3 separate regions of the Mus musculus genome follow, and all the other regions are linked to region 1. A link is a loop called in an ENCODE intact Hi-C map of the cell type or tissue named here. Cell type or tissue: heart. All regions are shown on one strand.

What was found. Peaks named below come from ENCODE experiments on the same cell type or tissue, not always from the same donor. Only the 100,000 strongest peaks of a DNase experiment are listed, where the experiment ranks them.
Region 2: a loop joins it to region 1, with 2.6 times the contacts of the local background. A loop is called at or near these places in 3 of 42 quality-filtered maps.
Region 3: a loop joins it to region 1, with 6 times the contacts of the local background. A loop is called at or near these places in 20 of 42 quality-filtered maps.

The regions. Positions count from the first base shown.
Region 1 is chr2:173,542,868-173,550,867 of GRCm38, forward strand. No RefSeq gene overlaps it. Among named protein-coding and RNA genes, the nearest start is that of 1700021F07Rik, 24 kb to the left of the region's middle. In heart, a CTCF peak has its summit at 3,667 (motif pointing left); a DNase peak (open chromatin) is centred at 3,644; H3K27me3 peaks cover 3,538 bases.
Region 2 is chr2:173,331,231-173,339,230 of GRCm38, forward strand. No RefSeq gene overlaps it. Among named protein-coding and RNA genes, the nearest start is that of Gm36911, 12 kb to the right of the region's middle. In heart, a CTCF peak has its summit at 3,870; DNase peaks (open chromatin) are centred at 4,001, 4,851, 6,621, 7,641 and 1 weaker place; H3K4me3 peaks cover 395 bases; H3K27ac peaks cover 3,756 bases.
Region 3 is chr2:173,215,178-173,223,177 of GRCm38, forward strand. It overlaps Zbp1 (Z-DNA binding protein 1), which reads right to left and starts at 3,745. Exons shown (of 8, transcript NM_021394.2): 1 at 3,565-3,745; 2 at 1,595-1,831; 3 at 500-688. The coding sequence starts at 3,598. In heart, a CTCF peak has its summit at 4,675 (motif pointing right); DNase peaks (open chromatin) are centred at 3,794 and 4,484; H3K27me3 peaks cover 1,728 bases.

The DNA of each region.
Region 1 (8,000 bases):
TCGATCTATACAGATGGCCTTGGGGGCAGAAGCCAAAGAGTGCCTTTGAAGCAGCAGGGCCTTGGCAACCAGGGCTCAGCCCCTCAGGGCTTTGCCAAGGAGCAAAGGGTTCTGCTGCTCTGGAGAGGAAGCAAGGCCAGGCATCAGAGCCACCAAATCCTCGGACCCTACCCCAACCTGGTGCCAGTTCTCTTACTGTCTCAGTCATAGTTTTCCCAAAAATACTTCTTGGAAGAAAATAGTTGAAACTTTGTTTTCTACTCTGACCATTCCACAAAACCCTGATGAAGGAGTCTAGCGAGAAAGAAAGACAGTGTGCACACACACAGGTGCACACATATGTACTCATTCACACATGCGTATGCACAGGCACACTGGTACATACACACACACATACATACAGGCACACATTCATACACTAATAGGTCACTGGATACCACAGGCACACATGCACACACTCACTCACACACACATACACACTCACACACATGCCCACACACTCATACACACTCACACACATACATACTCACACACTCACACACACATACACACACACATACACACACACACACATACACACACTCACACAGGCCACTGGTTATCATCTCCACAAGTGAGTAGACATGCGAGCGTTTTCTGAGGACACACTTCCTCAGGGGGTGTCAGATCTCAGCTTGGATCCTGCTGCATCCACTTTCCACAGTCAGGGACAGCAGGGGCCTGACATTTTTCACAGAGGTAGCAACTCCATCTGATGTCTCTGAACTGCACCTCGACAAATAGCAGTCACTTCTGAATCTACTTCTCCGAAAGGTCACCAGCCAGACACCCACAGAAAAGCCAGCCGTCACTGTCACTGTCCCCGTTCCCCCTCTCCATGTCCTCCACATTGTGTCCCTCCTCCCTCAGTCTGCCTTGTAGAACTGCACAAAGGGAGAAAGGTACCAGAGAGGAAGCCCACCTGCCGGGCTTGTTACCTGCCTGGCTGCCAGCATTCCCTATTCTTCTGTTCACCAATAAGAGGCAGTCCCATCACGCACGCAGGGCCTGGCTCACATACACAGACTTGCTTCAAAGCTGTGAGGCCCATGTCTGCCCTGAACCTGAAGCCAAAACTCAACAACCACATGCTGTCCCCATGTCCTGCAGAGGGAGGCTCTTGAAGAAAGCACAGAAAACTCGGCCTCTCCCAAGTTCCCCCACGCACCCTCAGCCTGCAAGGGAGATCTCAGAACCACACTCACAAGCTCACCACCTTGGCCTGCTAAGCGCTGGCCTCTACTGTGATGGGGCTAGGGCCATCTCCACCTGCAAGGAAGGAGGAGGACTAGACCTCCAGTCTGCCAGGAAGGGAAAGGCCCTGGACACAGATGGGACAGTCAGCTCAAAGACCCCCAACGTATCTCCCTGTGCTACAAGAGGCGGGGCCCTGTCCATGAGTTCCAGTCCTTCAGCCGACTGACAGATCCTCAGTCCACAACTGAGAGCTCAGGTCATCCCACCCCCAGGAAGGACGCCTGTGTAAGGGAAGCCAGGCCTGTGCCCACCCATCCAATCACTCCTCCTAGTACTCTTGCCACTGTCCCAGAGCAAGATGAAAGCTAGCCACAAAGCTGCTGGCCTTGTGAAGACAAGACTCCAGCAGCCATGGACCCGAAGCTGCAAGAGAAGGGGCTGTGCTCTGGAAAAGAGCCTCTCGGGACCCCTGCTGAGGTCACTGTTGAGCTGAGAGTGTATGGGGGATCTCAGGGGATGGAGACAATGAGGAGCAGAGGGGAACTGGGGAGGTTGGAGGGTAGAGGACCCCTCAGGAAGAGAAGAGCTGGGGTAGTATGGTCACCAAGGTGCCCACAGCTCCCCATGGCTCCCACAGCACTCCAGTACCTCAAAGCCTGGGTCAGGCCCACCTACCCATGTGGAACATGGCAGGAGCCAACCACACTAACTGTAGGAGAGAGATGGTGGCTTGGCCTCTCTGAGCCCCAGTTTCCCCATCAGAGATGGCAGAGGAAAGAGAGACAAATCTAGCAGCCTGGCTCTCATCCCTCATGCCTTGAAGGACACTGTGCTCAAAGGTCCTGGTTTGTCAGTAATGACTGTCCTCAGCTAGAAACCGGTGAGAGTAACAAGGAACCGTAAGGGACAGAATCCTGAAGGGTGTCAAGAGTTGGCTCTGGATGAATTCTGAATCTAGAGTCTTTTGTGCTCTATGACCTTGGATGGTTTATCTCAGGGTCTCAATTTTTCTGAGAAAATGCAAATAACAATGAGTCTCTCTCTGTGTCTGTCTGTCTGTCTGTCTGTCTGTCTCTCTCTCTCTCTCTCTCCCTCTCTCTCTCTCTCTCTCTCTCCCTGTCTCTCTCTCTGACTGCAAGGATCTAGTAAAGTAAGCAGGACTCCCGGCTTGTGGTCAGTCCCTGCAACAAATGCTTTGGGCTCACCCAGTTCCTTCAGTATGGATGGGGCAGACCCCAGATGCCAAGCTCAGTCAACTGCAGGTCTTCACAGAACCTTCTTGTAGCCTCCTGCTGAGAATCACTGATTTGGGGTTCATTTATGTCTAAATGGGTTTCTGCCTGAACATCTTACCTTTTTGTGATTTTCCTTTCAAATTATCGAAGGATGTGCTCTTGGCTTTTGAAAACAGAAAATGAATAAAATGTCAACGGCACAAAATAAAGAATGAAAATCAAGTCCTTCCCCGGCATCGGGATGCCGAAGTGGGAGCCGCTCTTTCAGGACAAGATGCCCTGACTCCCCAAACACTCATCACCCACGCTATATCCAGTCTACTTTAAATGATCACCTGAGAGGAATTCAGTCTTGTTTATCACTCGCACCCCTGTCCCTGCTCCCCTATCGCTCACTCTGGGCTCCCAGCCCAGCAGCCCTGCGTCCAGCAGCCCTGCGTCCCCACTGGCTTGCAGTTAGACAGGACCCTGGAGAGGTGAACCCCCAAAACCTTTCCACAGCTCCTGGCCCATAGTTGGCACCCCACAAACACTGTGACAGCTGGGTGCCTTCCCTGCATGTCCCGTGGGAGGCAAAGATGTCACTCAGTGGGGAAATGTGTTATCGAGGAAGACCCAGGAGTCTGAGGCTGGCCAAGACCACAGCACTGTGCTCCATCATGACCCCAGAAGGGGCAGGGGGCATCCAGGGGTGATGTCACCCGCCACCTGCCACCCGCTTGCTATGTGGCGGGAACGCTGTGTCAAGGCTTGGCCAAAATATGGTACTCATGCTCTCGGCCTTCCGGGGCAGCTCATCCCTACTGACAGACAAGGTGGAGCAGAGAAGCAGGGCACACCTTGCAGGGTGTGGCAGAGACCAGCCCACCCCAACCTGCATTCACAAGGAAGAGTCTGTCCAGGCCAGAATGACTGTGGTGAGACGGGTGTGACATTCACATTCAATCTTGCACAGTATTCATTGTTTGTTTTCAATTCAAATGCAATAAAACCACGCAGTTCACCATGGCCATAACTTGGAGTCCCCCACCCCCTCAGCGCCTCACCCCACCCCACCACCACCCCAGAGCAGGGGTTTCCAGCAGCCTTCTGCCTCCCTCTCTTGTCTGGGCACCTTTGTAGAAACGAAATGCCCCTGGCCCAGGCGGGACTTGAGGTGCCATGCTGCCCCCTGCTGGACCCTTGCAACAATGCACGAGCCAGAGGCCCGCTGCGGAGAGCCTCAGCCTGTTTGCTCAGCAGGTGCTGAGCCCTCACTCACAGGAAGAGCACTGACCCTGGAATGCTTGCGCCACCCTTCTGGGAAAACTGTCACCTGGTTTGCCATCTACCTCCAAACATGGGATAAAAATGGGTAGAAAATTAAAGCAGATGCACTAAAAATCAGCACTCTACAAATAACTTCTTTTAAAACCTAAAGTCAATACAAACGTCTCATGTTGTATAAAATATTGAAGTCTTCAGTAAATAAGGGATCCTCTCACTGATTTTATTCTGTTGCCTCTAGCTCCAATATTGTTGAGCATAACACTGTAATTCATCTGTCTTTATTTAAAGCCCTGGTATTTTGTTTGCATAGATTTTTTGGCATTAATTTTGATTTTTTTAAAATTGCATTAAAATGTCATTTATCTTGATTACAGGTGTGGTTTGGGTTGTTGGTTATTAGTTTATTTTAGTTCAGCATGTCCTTATATTTTGAGCCCAAGGCATGATGTCTTCTTCTTTGTAATAGCTTTGGCTCTGCCCTGGCCCATCTCTCCCCTCCTCTCCCCATTACCCTGTGGACTCCCATAGGCTCAGGCATCTAAATTCCTCATGCTCCTGGCCAGGAGACAAAGCCCTCTTCCCCACCCTCAGCAGCCTCTAGAAAATGGAACAACCAGGGAATGGGCCGTTGCTAAGTTCCTTCCCAAGGGGACACATAAGCAATTCCTCCTTCCTAAGGCCCCAGTGATAAATGGAGACACCATTCCACTAAAATTCACTCTGGGGGGGGGGGGCTGATAAGTTTATTGGACTTTCTCAGAGCATAGAATGAAGAGTTACCTACAAAAGTGTGGAAGATCCCCCCAGTAAAAGGCTGCACTAGAAAATCTCCACCCAGCAGGGATGACAACTGTCCCATAACTACACACATGGAGTCGCTCTCCTATTCTACTTGGCCTGTACGTTCTGTGCCCTCCCCAATGCCTCATGCGGTTAGGACAAAGTTGGATACTGTAGGTGGTGTGGAGCAAGTGGCTGCAGACTCTGGTCTCCCTGTCCCGCTATGGGAGGATGGCGTAGTCATCCAACAGGCCCAGCTGAGGTGACCTTTGGCAAGCAAACTCTCCAAGATGGCCGTTGTTTGGGTCAGAGGAGTCTTGTACAACAGAGGATGTCCTCCGGAGCCTCTAGAAAAGAGCACAGGGTTGCCACGACCGATTCTGGTGGAGCTGCCAGGTGCCCTCCTCTAAAGCTATGAGGTCATATATCCTATCTAAGTCTCTGAGCCGATGACATAGTTACAACATCATAGAGACCCAATACAGTGACTTCCAAAGTCAGTAAGGTACGTGGAGGCCCCTGAGGTGGCTCCAAGCAACTGCCACATGCCTGGTTGCCACATGCCTGGAAGGGGTGGGTGCCCCACAGTTATGTGACAAGCATTACAAATTGAGGCTTAAGGCAGCAACACTTGACTCTCATGGCCTGGGGGCACAAGCCTGAAGCAGGTGTCTTAGTTAGGGTTTTACCCAGGTAACTCTTATAAAGGCAAACATCTCATTGCGGCTGGTTTGCAGGTTCAGAGGTTCAGTCTATTATCATCATGGCGGGAAGCATGGCACTGTGCAGGCAGACATCACGCTGGAGGAGCTGAGGCTTCTACATCCTGACCTGAAGGCAGCAGAAGAGGACTGTCTTCCTCAAGCAGCCAGGAGGAAGCCTTCTTCCACATTTGGCAGAGCTTGAGCACAGGAGACCTCAAAGCTCACCTACACAGTGATGCACTTCCTCCAACAAGGCTACCCCTACTCCAATAAGGCCACACCTCCTAATGATGCCAAGCACTGAAATACATGAATCTATGGGGACCAAACCTGCTCAAACTACACAGCAGGCGTCAGCAGGCATTGCCCCCCCCCCCCCACTTACAGCTCTGGGGTAGAGCCTGCCACACCAACTTCTGGTAGTGCTGGGTGTGGCTTGCTACACACCTGGCTTCATCATACCTGTCTCCTGGGGTTGTCACTCTGTCCTCCTGTCTGTCTAAGATCTTCCTCACCTTCCTCTTCCATGGATCCTTGCAATGGTATTAGGGTCCCCCGAGGACACTCACCCTATCTCTGGGTCCTTGAGTCACCTGTATCCAACTTTTCCCAAGTAATGGGATCGGGACCTGAGATCTTTGGAGCCATTTTCCTGCCTTCCACAGGCCCTGTGACACAGTAGCTGCTCTCTAGGATGGCCAAAGGAGATCCACTTAACCAAGTGTTGAGAGTCCCGGAGAGCTAAGTGCAACCCAGTTTCACACCTGCCCCTCATCTTTACCAAGCCTGTTCGGCAGCTACCAGTGATTCTAAGCCTGTTTCTGCATTTATCCTGGGAACACCAGTCATGTCCCACAAGGTCCTCAGAGTCCTGCCTCCCCAAAGTCATCCCCACTGATTGGGGCCTGGAGCTAGGCTGCTCAAGACCAGGCCTCAGGCTCCCACTGCTCTGCTGCCTGGCCTGTGTCTCTGCATGCTCACTGGAAGGTCAGGGCGACACTGTGTGAAGCTTAGTGGGCCTGTCCCTGAGGCTCACCAGTCCAGGCAGACTCAGCTCAAGCCCTTCTCTTCAGGAGCTTGATCTGCCCAGCTCCCTGTGCCTCAGATGCCACCACACAACTGCACCTCACATCATATGGTCAACTGTCAGGCGATTTCTGGTCTTGGGAGCCAACCCCACAGGACTGCCGCTCTCGGCGGTTTATCATCCCCACAGATGGAATTATAGCTTTGGCACGGGTAATTGGCCACATATTATCCCATATTTTATTTGTATTTATCATTACAGCTAATTATATGGGCCAAGACTTGTCACTGGGGAAGCATATAAATTATGCCTAAATCATTTGTGCGGAGCCGGTTTCCAAAGGAAAGAGTCAACAGCCCATCTGGCTCTGAGATTGGAGGGGGGGGGCGGTTACAGACGTGTGAATTACACACAGAAATACATCTAGCTCTCCTATTAATTATGCATGGGCCTATACACTGGACCCTTATGGACCGGTGTCTCTGTAGATATATGTATCTTGTATCTGTATTCTTTCTCAGCAGCTCATTGGATCTTAGAGTACATTTCCAAAGGAAGATAGTGAAGGGTTCTTTCACTGTCAAATCGGCAAGACCACGGTCCCTGTTAGTCAACCAAACAGTAATTTTGAGCCCGGCATCAGCTGACCATGTGGAGATTTTCCTGGACGACCTGCATGGGTCAGGCCCAGCTAGGTGAGAGACGTCACATGCAGCCTAGAGCTCCCTGAAAGAGACAGACCTGCCACCCACGGGTACTGTTGCAGCCACACCAAGAGGCCAGCCTGTGCTCAGAGTCAGTTCCATGGGTTTCACACCTGCCCAGACGGACAGCCAAGTAATCTCTGAGACAGACTTCCTCCTGCCTTGTTTATCTGGCTCTGCTTGACCCAAGACCATGACCTTCGAGTGTCATCATTCAGCAAACCAGGCAGGATGCTAATGAGATCAGAGCTGGCCCAAACATATCTAGTGACCTGTTGGTTCCTTAGAGCCAACATGCCTTTCTAGGTCCAAAACGATCACAAATAGACCCCAAAGGTCAAAGCCTGGCGGAAAGTTTTCAGGATCCACTAGTCGTCCCCCTTGGTAGGGAAACTGGCACTCAGAAAGAACGCTGTCCTACTGGGCCCACCATAACCTCTACCCTTCCAACGTTCTCACAGTGGCTCCAAGGAGCACTCTACTTATTAGAGTGAGCTGGAGAGGAGCACAGGTCTCTGGGAGCACTAAGGAGTGGGAGGGTTCTCTGCCCTGGCAGGTAGCCAGATGTGTAAAAGCCCCATAGTGCAGAGATCAGGGGAGCATCCAACCCCTCCCAAGGGAGGGAGGCAAGATCAGCAGCTGGCCTATGTGGAGAAGACTGTGCTGTAGGGGTCTGCAGAGATCTCTGTGTATTTGAGGGTCCCCAGAGACTAGAACCCCGAGGGGGGCATGATTGGCCTCAGGCAGAGACTAGACAAAAAATTAGAATGAGCAAACTCAGAATGTTCCAGAAGCTCTTCCTGAGGACAAAAATCTATTGACTTAATATTCTTTAAGAGTATTGATTAGAATGACCTATGCAAAGTTGATACTGAATTAGTGAGGAATATATTCATTTTTAAGTATTTAGGAAAACAAGAAAAATCTATGTGGCTTATTCCGTTCCTCAGTGAATGTGACAACGTGAGAGAGCTGGAAACACTGTAGCTTAGTCATTTGTCTGTCATTTGTTTGCAGCTAGACCAAGCAGAGGAAAGGCCTGACA
Region 2 (8,000 bases), 210 kb before region 1:
CCTTCCCGCTGCCCCAGACTATGACCCCTACCCTCCTTTTCCTTATTGTGCTTACCCCTGGGGGTAAAACATTTCCTGGCTATGGCTGAACTTACCCATCACTAAGTTTGGGTCTAGAACAATGCAGCCTGAGGTCTTCATAAATTGGTGGCTTCCTGTGACTTGTCATGACACTCGCTAGTATACAGAGCAATCTCATGTGTATGTGTGTGTGTGTGTGTGTGCATATGTGTGTGTGTATGAGTGTATGTGTGAGTGTGTGAGTGTGTGTGTGTGTGTGTGTTGCGTCAAAGCATCTCTCAGCATGGACTGGGTGTCCCATGAAAGCATCTGCTTCTGTCCCTTGGTGACCCTCCACCCCCTTCCCCAAGTAACACCACAGAAAGGGAGAGACACACACAGAGATAGAGACAGACACAGAGAGACAGTGACAGAGAGACAGAGACAGACATAGAGACAGATACACAGACTAGTCTGCACCCAGCTGCCTCAGTTCTCCCAGCAGTGCTTATGAATAAAGAAGCTTGCTCAATTGCAATTCTAGAATACATTAATAATTGACCAAAGATCATTCAAAGACTGACTTCAGAAATCTTTATGCTAGTCTGAACTTTTCTATTTTATACAGTTTCATTTTGCATGCGTATGTTTTAGCACAGGCAAGCCCTGCCTGTGTTCAATCTCCAGACTAAAAACAATAAACAAGAACCAGAACTGTGTGAACTGTGAGCCATTTGCACTGTGTTTCCCCCAACTCAGTGTGAACTGTGAGCCATTTGCACTGTGTTCCCCCAACTCAGTGTGAACTGTGAGCCATTTGCACTGTGTTCCCCAACTCAGTGTGGACTCTGAGCCCTTCATCCTGTGTCCTCAACTCAGTGTGAACTGTGAACCCTTTGTGCTGTGTCCCTTCAAATCAGTGGGAACTCTGAGCCCTTCATCCTATGTCCCCCCAACTCAGTGTGAGCTGTGAGATCTTCTCCCTATGTCCCCTCAAGTGGGTGTGAACTGTGAGTCCTTTGCCTTGTGTCCCCTCAACATGGTGTGAACTGTGAGCCCTTTGCCTTGTGTCCCCCCCCAACATGGTGTGAACTGTGAGCCCTTTGCCTTGTGTCCCCTCAACATGGTGTGAACTCTGAGCCCTTTGCCTTGTGTCCCCCCCCCAACATGGTGTGAACCGTGGGCCACTTGCCTTGTGTCCCCCCCAACATGGTGTGAACTGTGAGCCCTTTGCCTTGTGTCCCCCCCAACATGGTGTGAACTATGAGCCCTCTGCTTTGTGTCTCCAGTGGAAGCTTTGCACACAGCTGCACTTCGGTGTGACACATAAGAAAGTGCATCAACAGCACCTTTGTATATTCTTTGGCTTCCTTAGGAATTCTTGTATTCATTTTGGTTGTGGATTCTAGTCACATGACTGCCTGTGCAGGCTCCTTTCTCTATTACCCCAGCTGAGACACTGAGGAGTTGGGACACCACTGGGAGCCAAGTCACCTACAGGTGGTAAAGCTATATAATTTCTCCTAACAGAATCTGTAACAGCCAGGCAGACTGTCTTAGTTAGATTTCTATCACTGTGATAAACACACCACCAAAAGCAACTAGGGGAGGAAACATTTAGTTCTGCTTCCAGCTCTCAGGTCATTCCTGAGGGAAGTCATGCAGGAACTCAAGGCAGGGACTGGGAGCAGAGATCTTTGAGGAATGATGCTCACTGGCTTGCTCCTCATGGTGTGCTTAGCCCCCTTCTTTATATAACCCAGGACCACCAGCCTCAGGGTAGCATTGCCCATAATGAACTGGACTCTCCCACATCAATCATTGATTAAGAAAATGTCTCATACAAAGAGTGGAGCAAAGACTGAAGGAAAGGTCATCCAGAGACTGCCCCATCTAGGGATCCATCCCATATGCAGACACCAAACCCAGACACTATTGCTGATGCTAAGAAGCACTTGCTGACAGAAGTCTGGTATAGCTGTCCCTTGAGAGGCTCTGCCAGAGCCTGACCAATACAGATGTGGATGACGTATGCAGCCAACCATGGGACTGAGAGTGGGAACCCAGTGGAGGAGTTAGAGAAAGAACTAAAGGAGCTAAAGGGGTTGCAACCCCATAGGAAGAACAACCATATCAACCAACCAGACCCCCCCCCCCCCAGAGCTCCCAGGGACTAAACCACCAATCAAAGAGTACACATGGAGGGACCCATGCCTCCAATTGCTTATGTAGCAAAGGGTGGCCTTATTTGGCATCAATGGGAGGGGAGACCCTTGGTCGTGTGAAGGCTCGATGCCCGAGTGTAGGGGGATGCTAGAGTGGTGAGGTAGGAATGGGTGGGTGGGTGGAGGAGCACTCTTATAGAAGCAGGGGGTAGGGGGGATGGGATAGGGGGGTTGCAGAGGGGAAACCAGGAAGTGGGATAACATTTGAAATGTAAATTAATAAGATAACCAGTAAAAAAAAGAAAGAAAGGAAGGAGGGAAGGAGGGAGGGAGGGAGGAAGAGAGAGGGAGAGAGAGCGAAAGAGAGAGAGAATGAGAGAGAGAGAGAATGAGAGAGAGAGAGAGAGAGAGAGAGAGAGAGAGAGAGAGAGAGAGAGAGAGAAATGTCCCATAGGCTAGCCTACAGGCCAGTTTTATGGAGGCATTTTCTTAATACTGGTTGCATCTTCTCAGATAATCTCACTTGTGCTGAGCTACAAAGATACTTACTACCCAGCACAATGACCCACAGACCATGTGCATGGCCAATCTCTGTCACCAGATTCCACTATCCATTGCCTGCCTGGACTTGGTGTAGAGCCGGAATCCCAGGCCACTGGAATTCAGACTCCTCTGTGGAGATAGCTAGAGGTGCAAATGGCTCAGTATCCTGCCAGAGAGGCCCAGCCCAGCCCAGCCCAGCCCAGCCTCACAGGTTTGTGCTGCTTGTCTGAGACCCACCCACTAAGTAAGAAATAAGCAAGACACAAGTCAGGGTCCTAGTTTGGCCTGACCCTGTGCTGGTAGCCACAGCAGGCCATTCCTATGGGGCAAGCATTTGCCTCACAGCCAGATTCTATTCTGTCCCATCCTATTTCAGCTTATCTTTTACCCCTGCGCAGAGGCTCTGGGAGACTGGTAGCCCCACCCTGTGTCTCTAACTCAGACTTGTACATCCCCTGTCTCAGTGCAAGGATTTTCCATTGCTTCTGGTCTCCCAGACCCGAGAAAGGACAGCACACAGACACCTCCCCTGTGACAGCAGAACAATTGGGGTCTTCCCAGAGATGTTTGCCCTTGGTCTTGGATACTTGTTGATGCGACTGGGGTACAGAGAAAGGAGACCTGCTTCCCTGTACGCAGTTAAAAGGTGACAATTTCGTGATTAATCCACAGGGTCTGTCGCCTGCCTGTTCCCTCTGGTCTTGACTTCAGAAGCCAGCCAGACCTCTTCTTCAAAACCACGACTGTTGTATGTGCGTTTGACCCTCACCGGGACAGGGCCATTTTCTCCCACACCCCCCATTCCCTTCAGGGGTGCCTGCCTCATTTGGTATCCAGAGCTCTGATGACTTCTGTGGATCCACAATGTTTCCAAAACATCCCCTTCTTTTCCTACCCCTGGGGAGAAGCCTGGAATTTGGGATATTCATCTTGCCTGGTGAGCAAAAGCTTAAATGAAATCCGCTTTATCTGCGGGAAGCTGTCAGCTGATAAAAAGGGCAGGGAATTAACACACGGGTAAGCCAGGAGCTCCAGACAGCAGCGCCTAGCTTTCCACTCAGTTCCTGCAGAAGCCGCCGCCGGGGGGACTTCAGTGTCTGACCCCCAAAACCTGTCTAGACGTTTCAGACATTTGGTAAACAAATGAATTGCTGCATAGGCAGCTGGAGCAGAGCAGGGGGTGTCTGCCACCTCAGGGCGACTGCAGGAAGATTCACACCCGGCTGGAAATGCTCTCCCGGAGGATAACAAACACAGCAGCTTCCCTGCTTTCCAGAAAGTTCTTTTCTGGGCCAGAACCCCATGAAGGAGCCTCCATTTCTCCTGGGAAGTGTACTTTTGATTTCTAAAGATGTTTTCCCATTTCCACAGCCATATGGGAGATGCGGGTTCCCCAGAGTGTGTCTGTCAGACCTACAGTGAGAGGAACAGCTGGCGGCTGTCTTTTTAGGCCATGCCCTGTCCTTCATGTTCCAGTGAACTTCTCAGAACCCTGGTTCAGGGAGGCGGAGGCTGGAGATCAAGGCAGAGGCAGGTGCAGATGCTACCGTGTGTTAACTTTTGGGTTCCACAATCTCACATCCAGGGATGCCACTTTGCTATGTGTGGGAGGGAGGTTGCAAGGTGATGAGAAAAAGCCTCCTGCTTTTTATGCATGGGAAAGAAAAAAGGCCGGTAAAGAGAGGCCTCCTGGACCAGGTGACGCTGGGCAAGGGACGCAGGAAGGGGCATGGTGATGTGTCCCTAGCCTGCTTCTCCTCACAGCACTTGCCTTTTCAGAAGGCTGGTAGCCAGGTCACCGCTGCACCCAAGGGCACTGGGACAGTGGGGTGTTATGGAGCCACCGGGGGGGGGGGGGCTGGAGGCGTTCTGACCAGGGTGAGAGGGTAGCTGCAAGCTGTCACTCACAAAAGTGTTTTCCAGAAGCTCTCCAGAGCACCTTAGACATCAGTCCTCAGAACACTGGGTTTTCTGGTCTCTGCCTTCTCACCCTGCCTGTCCGTGGTAGCGGTGGGGGGGGGTGGGGGAGTGGGAAGAGAGAAAGGAGCTGAGTACAGCTGGCTGCCCTGTTTGTCTCTTTCTCTGGGCCAGAGAACAGTCCCGTGAGTGGAGTGACCGGGGTCCAGACGTCTCTGCCAGCTGGCAGGAAGACAAGCAGGCTGTCTGGCTGCAGAGCCTCCGGTGTGGTGAAGGAGGTAGGAGCTGAGCGACAGAGGAAGGAAACCGGAGGCTGAGTGAGATCCTCAGGCCTGGGATTCAGGAACAACTTTTTATTGTTCCGTCCTGCAGACAGCTTGGGAAAGTGCCCCCGTCTCTGCACAAGTGGGTCTCCAGTCTCAAGTCATTGCTAAATAACACTTTCCAAGATTCTGACTCTGGAAGGATGTGACAATCTCCATCACGGCCAGGGTGCAGGGTGTGTGTGCAGGTTGTGTGTGTGTGTGTATGTGTGTATATGGTGTGTGTGTGTATGGAGGCTATGTGTGTGTATGCACGTGTGTGCAGGCTGTGTGTGTGTGCGTAGACTGTGTGTGTATATATGTGTGCAGGCTGTGTGTGTGTGCAGGCTGTGTGTGTGTGCAGGCTGTGTGAGTGTGTGAAGGCTGTGTGAGTATGTGCAGGTGCATGCTGTGCGTGCATGCTGTGTGTGTGTATATGCAGGCTGTGTGTGTGTGTGTGTGTGTGTAGGGTGTGTGTATGTGTATGCTGTGTGTGTATGCAGGCTGTGTGTGTGTGTGTGTGTGTGCAGGCTGTGTGTATGTGTATGCTGTGTGTGTGTGTGTGCATGCTGTGTGTGTGTGCATGCTGTGTGTGTGTGCAGGCTGTGTGTGTGTGCTGTGTGTGTGCATGTGTGTGTGTGTATGTACACAGAAGTGGTATTGGCACAGCCAGACAGGACAGGAACAGGGCTTCAGGCTGGGCAGGGGCCATAGGGGCTCCACCTACCCCATGCACCAACACTCCTCACTCCAAAGTTCCCAGTCTATTGTCCCTTAACCCCAGAGTCTGGGAAATTTAGTAACTACATATGTAACTCAGGCAAAGGAACAATTGAAGAAGCTGAACAAACCAGAAACTATACACTTCAGAAACTTCCAGAAACTATGCACTTCATTATCCTTCAAAATATACTGTGTGACCCAAGCTGTTCTCAGACTCTGGCCAGTCCTCCTGTCTCAGCCTCCTAAGTGTTCAGATTACAGATTTACACCACTAGGCCCGGATTAAATCATGACTCTTGACAGCCAGACTTCTTCCTCTTAGGGCCAAACATGGCTGCTGAACCTCATGATATGCCTGTGGGTGTAGCTTGTAGTGTGAACAAGGCCTGAATGTGACATCTTGGGAGCACTCCACCGTGCTCTGAGAACACTGATACCATGAAAAGTCCCCACCGGAACAGCTGGAGAGACGGCTCAGCAGTAAAGAGCACTTGCTGCTCTTTCAGAGAACCCAGGTTTGGTTCTCAGCACCCTCACAGTGACTCACAACCATTCGTCCCTTCACTTGCAGGGGATCAGACTCCCTCTGTTGACCTCTGGGCAGCAGGCATGCACATAGTACATAGACACGAACGCAGGCAAAACACGCGCATACATCTGCATTGGTTACTTTCTATCGCTGCGATAAAGCCCTGTGACTGAGGTCACTTTTAATCCCACTGGTCGAGAATAAGACCACTATTAGGATTTTTGAGCCAATTTTGAAGTAATTTTATTAAAAACTGGCCAGAATGATGGACATTGGCCAGGCCCAAACCCAGGATTCCCCAAAAATAGCTGTGAATTCTGTTAGTTCTGTGTTTCTACAGGCAACACCCTCAAGACTACATACTTCCTGCCTTGGTCCAGTTTGCCGCAAGCATGCATCCTGGTGCACTTCCTGCCTACATAACTCCCACTTCCGTGTGGTCAAGCGCAGCCTGTGCCGTCGGGGCAACCAACCTTGTTTAGAGAAGTGAAAGCACATGGCTTGTTAGTGTGCATGAGCAAAAGCATTCCAGAACCTCAGGAAGTTATTTGGCTTTGGGCAAGTGGGACTTATAGGCTAGAGGCATTTTTGTTTTATAGATCTCTTAAGCATAGCAATCTTAACTTGAAACATAACTTTAGTTGGGCTTTGTGGTTCCAGAGGGTTAGGGTTCATGATAGTAAAGCAAAGACATTTGAAAGCTCATTTATCTAAATGCAAGCCAGAGAGAGAGAGAGAGAGAGAGAGAGAGAGAGAGAGAGAGAGAGAGAGAAGAAGAAGAAGAAGAAGAAGAAGAAGAAGAAGAAGAAGAAGAAGAAGAAGAAGAAGAAGTAAAAATGGTGCAGGTATTTTTAAAACCTCAAAGACCTGTGACATACCTCCTCCAACAAGGCCACACCTCCATATCTTCCTCAAATAGCCACCAACTGGGGACCAAGTAGATCACTCTCATTTAAACCACCGCATACACACAAATAAAATGCATCTCAAACAAACAAACTCCCAATGTTCCCCTATGTATTTCTGTTATTTTGAATCTCACTGTTGTTGTTCTGAGACAAGGTCTCATGTAGCCCAGGCTGGCTTCAAACTTGCTATGTAGCTGAGGATGGCCTTGAACTCATGCCCCCCTCCCTCTACCTCCCTAGTGCTAGGATTACAGATGTGTGGCACCGCTCGTTTGGCTTGTGTGATTTACATGGACAATGGATGACTCCTGTACAATGTAAGAGGCCTGGGCAGAGTTCTCTGTGTGTTGGCCCAGGGATGCTACATCAAAACCAGAGACCTCTGTCACAGCTCTCCAGAGCATCAAGGTTTCCCGAGGTGTCCCCGCCCTAGGAATGGATTTTTATTCATGCAACGGGCTCTGTCAGGCTGCTCAGAAAGAGCTGTTTTCTTCCTTTGTGCCTGGAGGCCAGTTCAGACCTGAGACCCAGCCAAAAGCGTGACATCAGAGAAGCAAATGACCCCAGAGAACCCTGGAAGGCTGTTGCTGTGGTCGGATTTATGAACACATCACTGAAAGACAAGCCTCCCCTCTAGCCAACTTGTAGCTGAGGCCAGAGAGGCCCTTATGCTCTCTGCCCTGTGGTTGAACTCCCCAGGAATTCCTGATAGCAGAATTTGCACCCCACCTCAGGCTCAGACCTCTGGACTGCTCCCTCCTGCCCAGCCATCCCTGGGGCCTGGTGAGGGCTTGCCTGGGAGAAACAGTATTGCAACGGGCGAGGAAGCCAGAGTGGACTTGGGGACCCTCTGGAGTGCACACCAGGCATTCAAGTACAGACTGACCCCAGGATTTACTGAGTCCCAGCAAGA
Region 3 (8,000 bases), 330 kb before region 1:
CAGCCAAGACCAGCAGCTGGTTGGCTCTCCCTCCTTAATCCTGGCAGCAACCCTCCCTCCTGGAACACCTCTCTAAAGGCTATTGTGGAGACGTGGTTGACTGGGTAGAGCACTGGCTGCTCTTCTAGAGGATCCAGGGCTCAGCACCTTCATGGTGGCTCACAGCTATCTATAACTCCAATTCCACCCAGAAGAATTCCCTCCTCTAGCCTCTGCAGGCACTGTATGCATGTGGTGCACATACATGCAGGCAATGCGTTCATACACATAAAATAAAATAAAATAAAATAAAATAAAATAAAATACATAAATTGAAAAGAAAATCCAAACAAACAAACATCTGGCCCTACACCATCTAATCCTTATCCTTGATTTTTTTTTTTTCAACCTTACCCTAGGTGACCTAATCTTGATCCTCGACCTTCCTGACCTGAAACCTGACCTTCCCAACCTGACCCTTGATCCCTGACCTCCCCACACTGACTTTGCCCTGTCATACCTATGTCTTGGCCTTCCTGACGTGAGTGGTAGATCTTCCACGTCTGTCCGTCATAGCTCAGAAGGTGCTTATTTCTCATGGAATACAGGAGTGGGTTCACTTCTTTGGCTGTCGTCATTCCCAGAGCCTTGGCGATGTGCAGGGCCCTGTGAGGCCCATTGGCTTCCAGGAATCTTAATATTCTTTCATCTGCAAGGTGGGAGGCAGGCACTTAGTGGGAAGAGGGTCCTGGGCTTGCATCTGTCCACCACCTACTGGCTATGGCCTGGGACACTTAGGAAGCCCAGGGACAAGGTGATCAGGTGGCATTGGTTACAGTGGTCATCTGGAGACCAGGCAAATGAAGCTCTCACCCTAGAGCTGGCTCAGACTGGCACAAGGGTGTCAGAGTCCATGTCTTGCCATTTAGAGCCTCTCTTCTAACAGTGAGTCTGGCCTCTGATACTCCTGTGGAGCTTCAGCGGTCTGGAGAGGCCCATGGGGGTGCACTGAGCTGCAGACCAGGGCCCCCTGAAGTTGCACCTACATCTCTTTAGGGTCTTGAGTCTGGAAGAAGGATGTGTCCGTTGGAGATGGGAGACACCCTGCTCCACTAAACATGGGGAATGATTTCTCAGGGGAGCTGGGGGCAGCACATTAGGCTGGGACCCAGGACCTCCTGTCTGTTTGGGTCACAGATACTGTCTGCTGAAGGTTGAGGTCCCAAGGCTGCTTCCTTTCCTGTCTCTATCTGGAGCTGAATGAAGGCAAGGTGGCCCTGGGGACCGCATCAGCTCTTGGAACTCTGGGTCCTTTCTTCTTGATGGCTCTCAAAGTCACCTGAAGGCTCTGAGTGAATCCTTACCCATCAGCCCTCACTATCCGTGTAACTATTGCCTGCAGTGTGTCTTCACTACTGCTAATGTCTATTGCACACCTACTATGTATAAGCCCTAAGCTTCACATTTGGCTCCATTGGCCAGAAGAAATCAAGAGACAGAGAGGGAATGGCCAAGCTCAGATTTGAAGCCAAGCCTCGTGGCTCTTAATGTGCGTGTAGGGGGGAGGAGAGCTTAGTGTGTGTGGGGGGTCTGCTCTGCCTACATGACAGATTACCAAGGCTAGGCTGGGCACTGGAGTTCTCAGGGATTGCAGGAGCCCCATCTCCAGAAGCAGCCCCGCCTATGCTCCATGTTGCAGGCTCTGGGGAGGACACTCTGTCCTCCTTCTTCAGGCGGTAAAGGACTTGATTGAGGGTTTTCTTGGGCACTTGGCATTTCTTCACCAGCTGGCCAATCTTCACAGGGCCGCCGTCATCGCTCAACACCTGCAGGATCTTTTGCTCCAGATTGTCTGGGGAGGAACCCAGAGAAGAGCTGAGTTAAGCCTAGTCCCCAGAGCAGAGAAGGCACCTGTGACCTGGGCCAAGCAGACAGGAACGACGACACCACCCAGAGGCAAGGGTGTCAGTCAGGTGGCCCCTCACCCCACAACTAGATGTCTGGGTGGCCAAATGGTAAAATAGTATACAGCCTGCCCTGTGTACTATGTGGAACCCAAACAGGTAGGAACCCCCAACTCTCGGACGATGGAACAAAAGGGAGAGGCAGGAAACCAAGTCTAGCCCTGAAGTCCCTATTTGGTGTCTTGATGGCCTCTCAGCCTGGCCAGGAGTCCCTTTCTCTCCTGCTCAGCACCCACATCGAAGGCATGGGTGTTCCCAGCCCAGGAGCCCAGCAGATAAGAAAAATGGGTCTCTCCTCCCTTGCCTGATACAGCAGGAGTCCTGAAAACCCAGCTCAGCTCTTTAACCCAGCCTCAATGTCATCTTCCAGATGCCTGCCTGCCAACTCCAGAAGGCTTCCTCCCAGAGCCCTCCACCCCTGCTAGCTACCCAGCCTCCTCCTCCGTGTCTAACCCTGAGGATCCCCAAGTTCCACCTCATGTCCCTTCCAGCACGTCTGTCTGCTTATCCATGAGTCTGCCTCTACCTTTCTTTCTTTCCTCTTGTGACAAAGTCTAGCTCAGGCTAGCCTGGAACTCATAGCAATCCTCCTGCTTCAGCCACAGCCCCACCCCAGGGTGGGGCTGGGGGTGGGGGTGGAGGAGGAGGAGGGTGTTGGGGGAAGGATTATAGCACTGAGCATCTATTCCTGACTTGGCTTTGCCTTGCCTTGTAAAACCTTTGCTGGGGAGTGTGCCCTGTAGTGGCCTCTCCTTCATTCCTTTCTCCCACTGGCCCCTAGGGACACACAAGGCAGGCCAAGCCTTCTCCAAAGGGTGAACTTGAAGGACTGGTTGCAGGGTCTGAAAGTGGGACTTTGGAAAGCAGAAGGCTGCAGGTGACAGGCTGGAAAGGTTAGCAGTGAAAGGAAACCATGGGAACCAGGTGACCTTAGTTCTGGTCTTTGCTTGGCTCCTCCCTGATAGCTTTTGAGCAACCACTTCTAGTATGTTGAAATAAGAAATGATTTTCAGCTGGGCGTGGTGGCGCACGCCTTTAATCCCAGCTCTTGGAAGGCAGAGGCAGGCGGATTTCTGAGTTCGAGGCCAGTCTAGTCTACAGAGTGAGTTCCAAGACAGCCAGGGCTACACAGAAAAACCCTGTCTCGAAAAAACCAAACCAAACAAAAGCAAACAAACAAAAAACAAAAATGAAGTGCTTTTCAAAAGATGAAGAAGAAAAGCAGTGAACTAAATCCTGCCCACAGCATGGCAGCCTCACACAGCCCTGCACCCCGCAGCCTCCCATAGCCCAGAAGCCCCTAGACAGGGTATGTAGTCTCAGCAAGGGTTCAAATAGGGCAGGAGAAGAGCTTGAATGTAAAATCAAAGTCACATCTCCTTATCAAAGCAAAGTCCTCTCTTGAAATGACAGTTCGGAGCCCGAGGGCTGTCACAGGCCTTGGTGACCTCATCAATGAGGTAAGGTGACATGAAGGATCTGGGGCACAGGATCCTTGAAGCAAGCTGACTTCCCTGTGGTGACCTCAGAATCCTGTTGCTGTCTGGGCCAAGGAAAGAGCTAGGAGCCTTAGAAACATCAGCTGGGACCCACGCGAGGTGAAGGAAGAGGTTTAGCTTACCTCCTGTGCTCAAGTCAACAGGAGCTTCTGCCATGCTCACAGCAGCCTTGGGGCTCCTTTAGGGCAGGGGGTGGCAGTTTCTGGCACTGTGGTCAGGCCTGGGGCTCTGAATCCACAGGCAAGAATGGCTGCTTGGACCTGCAGGCACCAGCTGTTACCATCCCGGAAACAAATACCCATCTGGCTCCATCCCCTCCCCGCCCTCCAGCTTTTCAAAGAAAGAGAAAATGAAACTTTGGTGTGGTTCTCGGAAAGAAAGGGTGTCGAAATCGAAATTGAAATCGGGGTGGGTGAGCAAGCTGGAGTTGGATGACTGTGTGACAGAGAAGAGAGGAGTCTTGGCCTCTGGGGTGGAGACTGGTCTCCCACCGGGAGAGCTCTATCTGAAGAGAACTCTGTGAAAGCCCTGTGAGGAGGAAGATAGATCTAGGAAAAGGCACCTACTGTGCCTCCCCCACATGCCCACAGGCAGGTGTAGTACCATCTACTCACATACCTTCTAGAAAAAGAGCCCCTTTTCTCACTTTCATAAATTCTCAGTGACCCGTGAACAGCTCAGACACTTCTCTGTTCCATATTACGTAAGAGGGGATCGGGGCTCACAGAGATGGCCTTGTGTCCACCACTCAGCTCACAATAATCCCAGAATCTGGGTCCCGGCTACAGGGTGGAGGTGGGGTGAGTGCAGAGGCCATGATCTTGGGACCTCTGTACCTGTCTGGTGTGCAGGTCACTGGTGCACAGGGCAAGACAGCAGCAGTCGTTGGAGACTAGAAGGAGGTGATGTGCCTGGAGGATGTCTGCCAAGCAAGCAGGAGGTGGCAGGTCCCCAGTCAGCTTCACCTTACAGAACCTGAAAGGGTCACCAAGGGACCAAGACCAGGCCAGGTCTACACAGCTTAGGATGGGCCTGTGCATGGGAAAATATTAACATTTCCAAGTGATTTTTTTATGACTTCCAGGGAGGAAAAACAGTGCCTGCAGAGCCAGCCAAGGAAAACAGAAACCGCACTGCCTGTTGCCACCCAAAATAAATAAAGTCGCTTTTAAATGAACTCTCAGCTGGCCCCATTGAGGGACACTGCCCAGGTTCCCTAGAGGCGCCATTTGAAAACTGACCACTAGGTGGCGCATGCTCACCAACCGCCTCTTGCCCAGGGGGTCTTGCTTGGTCCCTAACCAAGGTGGCTCCAGACTTAGCAGGGCTTCAGGACATGCCCTCCTCACTCCTTTCTTCAGCATTTTCCTCTTCCCTTCCCTTCCCTTCCCTTCCCTTCCCTTCCCTTCCCTTCCCTTCCCTTCCCTTCCCTTCCCTTCCTTACATTAGCTGACCTGCCTGGAAGGAGTCAGAGCCTCCTAGGTCAGTGACTCTCAACCATCCTAACTCTGCACGTCGTTGTGATCCCCACCATAGAAATGATTTTCATCAACACTTTGTAACCATAATTTTGCTATTGTTATGAAACATAATGTAAAGATCTGTGCTTTCTAATGGTCTTAGGTAGCCCCTGTGAAAATGCCACTTGACTCCTCCAGAGTACTCTACACATAATAAAGAAATGTTAAAAAACAAAAGATTTATTTATTTATTTCATGTATATGAGTGCTCTATCTGCATGTACCGTGTATACCAGAAGAGGGCATCAGATTCCCTTACAGATGGTTGTGAGCCACCATGTGGTTGCTGGGAATTGAACTCAGGACCTCTGGAAGAGTAGTCAGTGCTCTTAACCACTAAGCTATCTCTCCAGCTCCAATAAATAAATTCTTTTTAAAAAAATTGAAAAGGAAATCTTTTTTAAAAGAAAGAAAAGAAAAAATTCCAAACTAATTGCCAACATTGGTCCTACCGTCGATTAGATGGCACAGATGTGCCTTTTTGTTGTTGTTATTGTTGCTGCTCTTGTTTGCAACAGTTGGCAGACACCCCAGACTTGGTGTTGTCGGTCAACCCAGGTTCTTTTTTATCCTGTTGTTCTGCCATTTGTAGCCTATATATGGGTTTGCCTTAAGTTTTAGAATGGTTGCTGGAATTTTACCTATCTTGTGTGCAGTCCTTCTTAGAAGAAGGAGTAAGGGACGGGGAGCGGGGAGGGGAGGGGGGAGGGGGGAGTAGCTTCAGTTGTCTACTGAATACAGAGCTACCTGAGGGAGTCTCCATTGAGAGAATGCCCAGAGCTGATTGGCTGTGGACACGGTATGAGAGAATATCATGATTGATGACTGACTCGAGAGAACGCAGACCACTGTGGGCAGCACCGTTCCTAGGCTGGTTGTCCTGGGCTGTACATCAGAAAGCTGGGTGAGCATGGGCCGGTAAGCAGCCTTCCTCCGAGGTCTCTGCCTCAGGTTCTAATGTCACTTCTCTACGTGATGGGGCTGTGAAGCTGTAAGCTGAATAACTGTGTGTGTGTGTGTGTGTGTGTGTGTGTGTGTGTGTGTTCCGTGTATTACAGCAGCAGAATGGAATGAACACAGTAGATATCTCCCTTTGGAGAACACACCTTGCAGGCTGCACATACTTTCCACTAGTATCCTATCAGACAGGACTGAGTCTTACCATTCTGTCCCCCATGGAAAGCTGGGGAAGGAGGTCTGTATCCCTGATCACTGTGTACCCAGATAAAATTGGGGTTGCACTACTTCAGCTCACAGTGATACCTATCACGGCAGATACTGGCAGAGACCTAAGTGGCCTTGCAAATCCAAGGCTCTTCCTCAAAGAGAGAGCAAGGACTTGTCTCTTTGTGTCTGGCGGTGAGACCTTCCCCTGCACCACACAGCACCTCCCAGCCTCTTTCTCTAGCAGATCCTCGGGGAGAGGGCGCTGGCCAGATGCCTCAGCGAGTAAGAGCACTGACTGCTCTTCCAAAGGTCCTGAGTTCAAATCCCAGCAACCACCTGGCAGCTCACAACCATCCATGCCGGGCAGTGGTAGCCCATGCCTTTAATCCCAGCACTAGGGAGGGAGGCAGAGGCAGGTGGATTTCTGAGTTCGAGGCCAGCCTGGTCTACAGAGTGAGTTCCAGGACAGCCAGGGCTACACAGAGAAACCCTGTCTGGAAAAAGGGAAAAAAAAAAGACTCAGGGAGAGGAGGGCGTCTGGGAGCTAGCTCTGGTCAGGGGTGACTGGTGACAGGGTGTCTGTGGGCCCTAGCTAGAGCAAAGAGGAAAGATCATTTATGTAAGATGTGTTGAGATGACAAGCTTTTCTGAAGTCCTGTGGAGGTGTGGGTCTTGTAAGGCAGAACAAACTGTGGGCCTCAGTGTCCCTGTGTCCACTGGGCACATTTGGGCATCTCCCCTTGTTGGCCCTGGGCCTTGAACAAGGCCCTACTCTTTATGGGTCTCAGCTTCCAGTTGATACTGGGGACTGGCTGCATCCGAGGTACCTTCAGAGATCTGAGCATGGGGCACAGGCCATTTGTCTCTTTGTCTCTGTCCCTAGCTGTCCCTCTGTGTGACAAAGCCATCTTATTTGTCTCCCTGGTCACTTACCAAAGGGTTTAGACAACTGGTTTGTCAGTGGTGTGTGAGACCGGTCCAGGACAGGAAGCCTAGGCACCCACCCAGGCCCTCAGAGAAACGATTTCCCAGAACGTCATACGAAGGCTAGAGATGGCTTCCTTCTGAGTTGGGAAAGGTGGCCTATCTTGACTGTAGGGAGAGCTATCGGCAGGAAGTGGGCCAGGGGACAGGGAAGGCTGCCATTGGTCAGCCAACGTCTAGGAGAGATTTTCCCTTCTCTCCCCAACAACCTGTTTCAGAATGACATTTCTGCCTTTCCCACATCCAGACAACTATCCTGGCCTCAGCTCACACCTTATTTGAATTTTATAATTGCAACTTCGAGTTTTCTTAAATTATATTTTCTGTTTGTTTTGTTTTGACCCGGAGTCTCACTCTTTTCCAGGCTGGTCTTGGACTTGCAGCAAATCTCTTGCCCCAGCATTCAGTATGCTAGGATTACAGGCATGCACCGCTAGACTTCGCTTTGTGTGTGTGTGTGTGTGTGTGCACGTGGAATGTCAGGTGTCTTTTTCTATAATTCTCCATCTTATTTTTGAGTCATGGGCCATGGGGCTCATAGATTTGACCAGACTGGATGGCCCTCAAGCCTCAGGATTTCCAGGCTCTGACCCAGCTCAGGAGTGCTGGCGCTGTAGATATGAGCTGTCACATCTGGCTTTTATGTGGGCATTAGGGATATTAACATGGGTCTTAATGCTTGTATGATAGATACTTTACCACGGAACCATTTCCCTAGGCCCAGATAGACTTTAAAAGAAATACACTTAGTCAAAGCTGGCCGTGGTCATGTTTACTGGGTGAGAGACCATAACCTCTCTTCAACTACAGCAGAGACTCATAAAATTTTCATGACAGCTAAATGGAGTGATTAATGAATTTGACATGATACTTGGGTTTCCAGATGG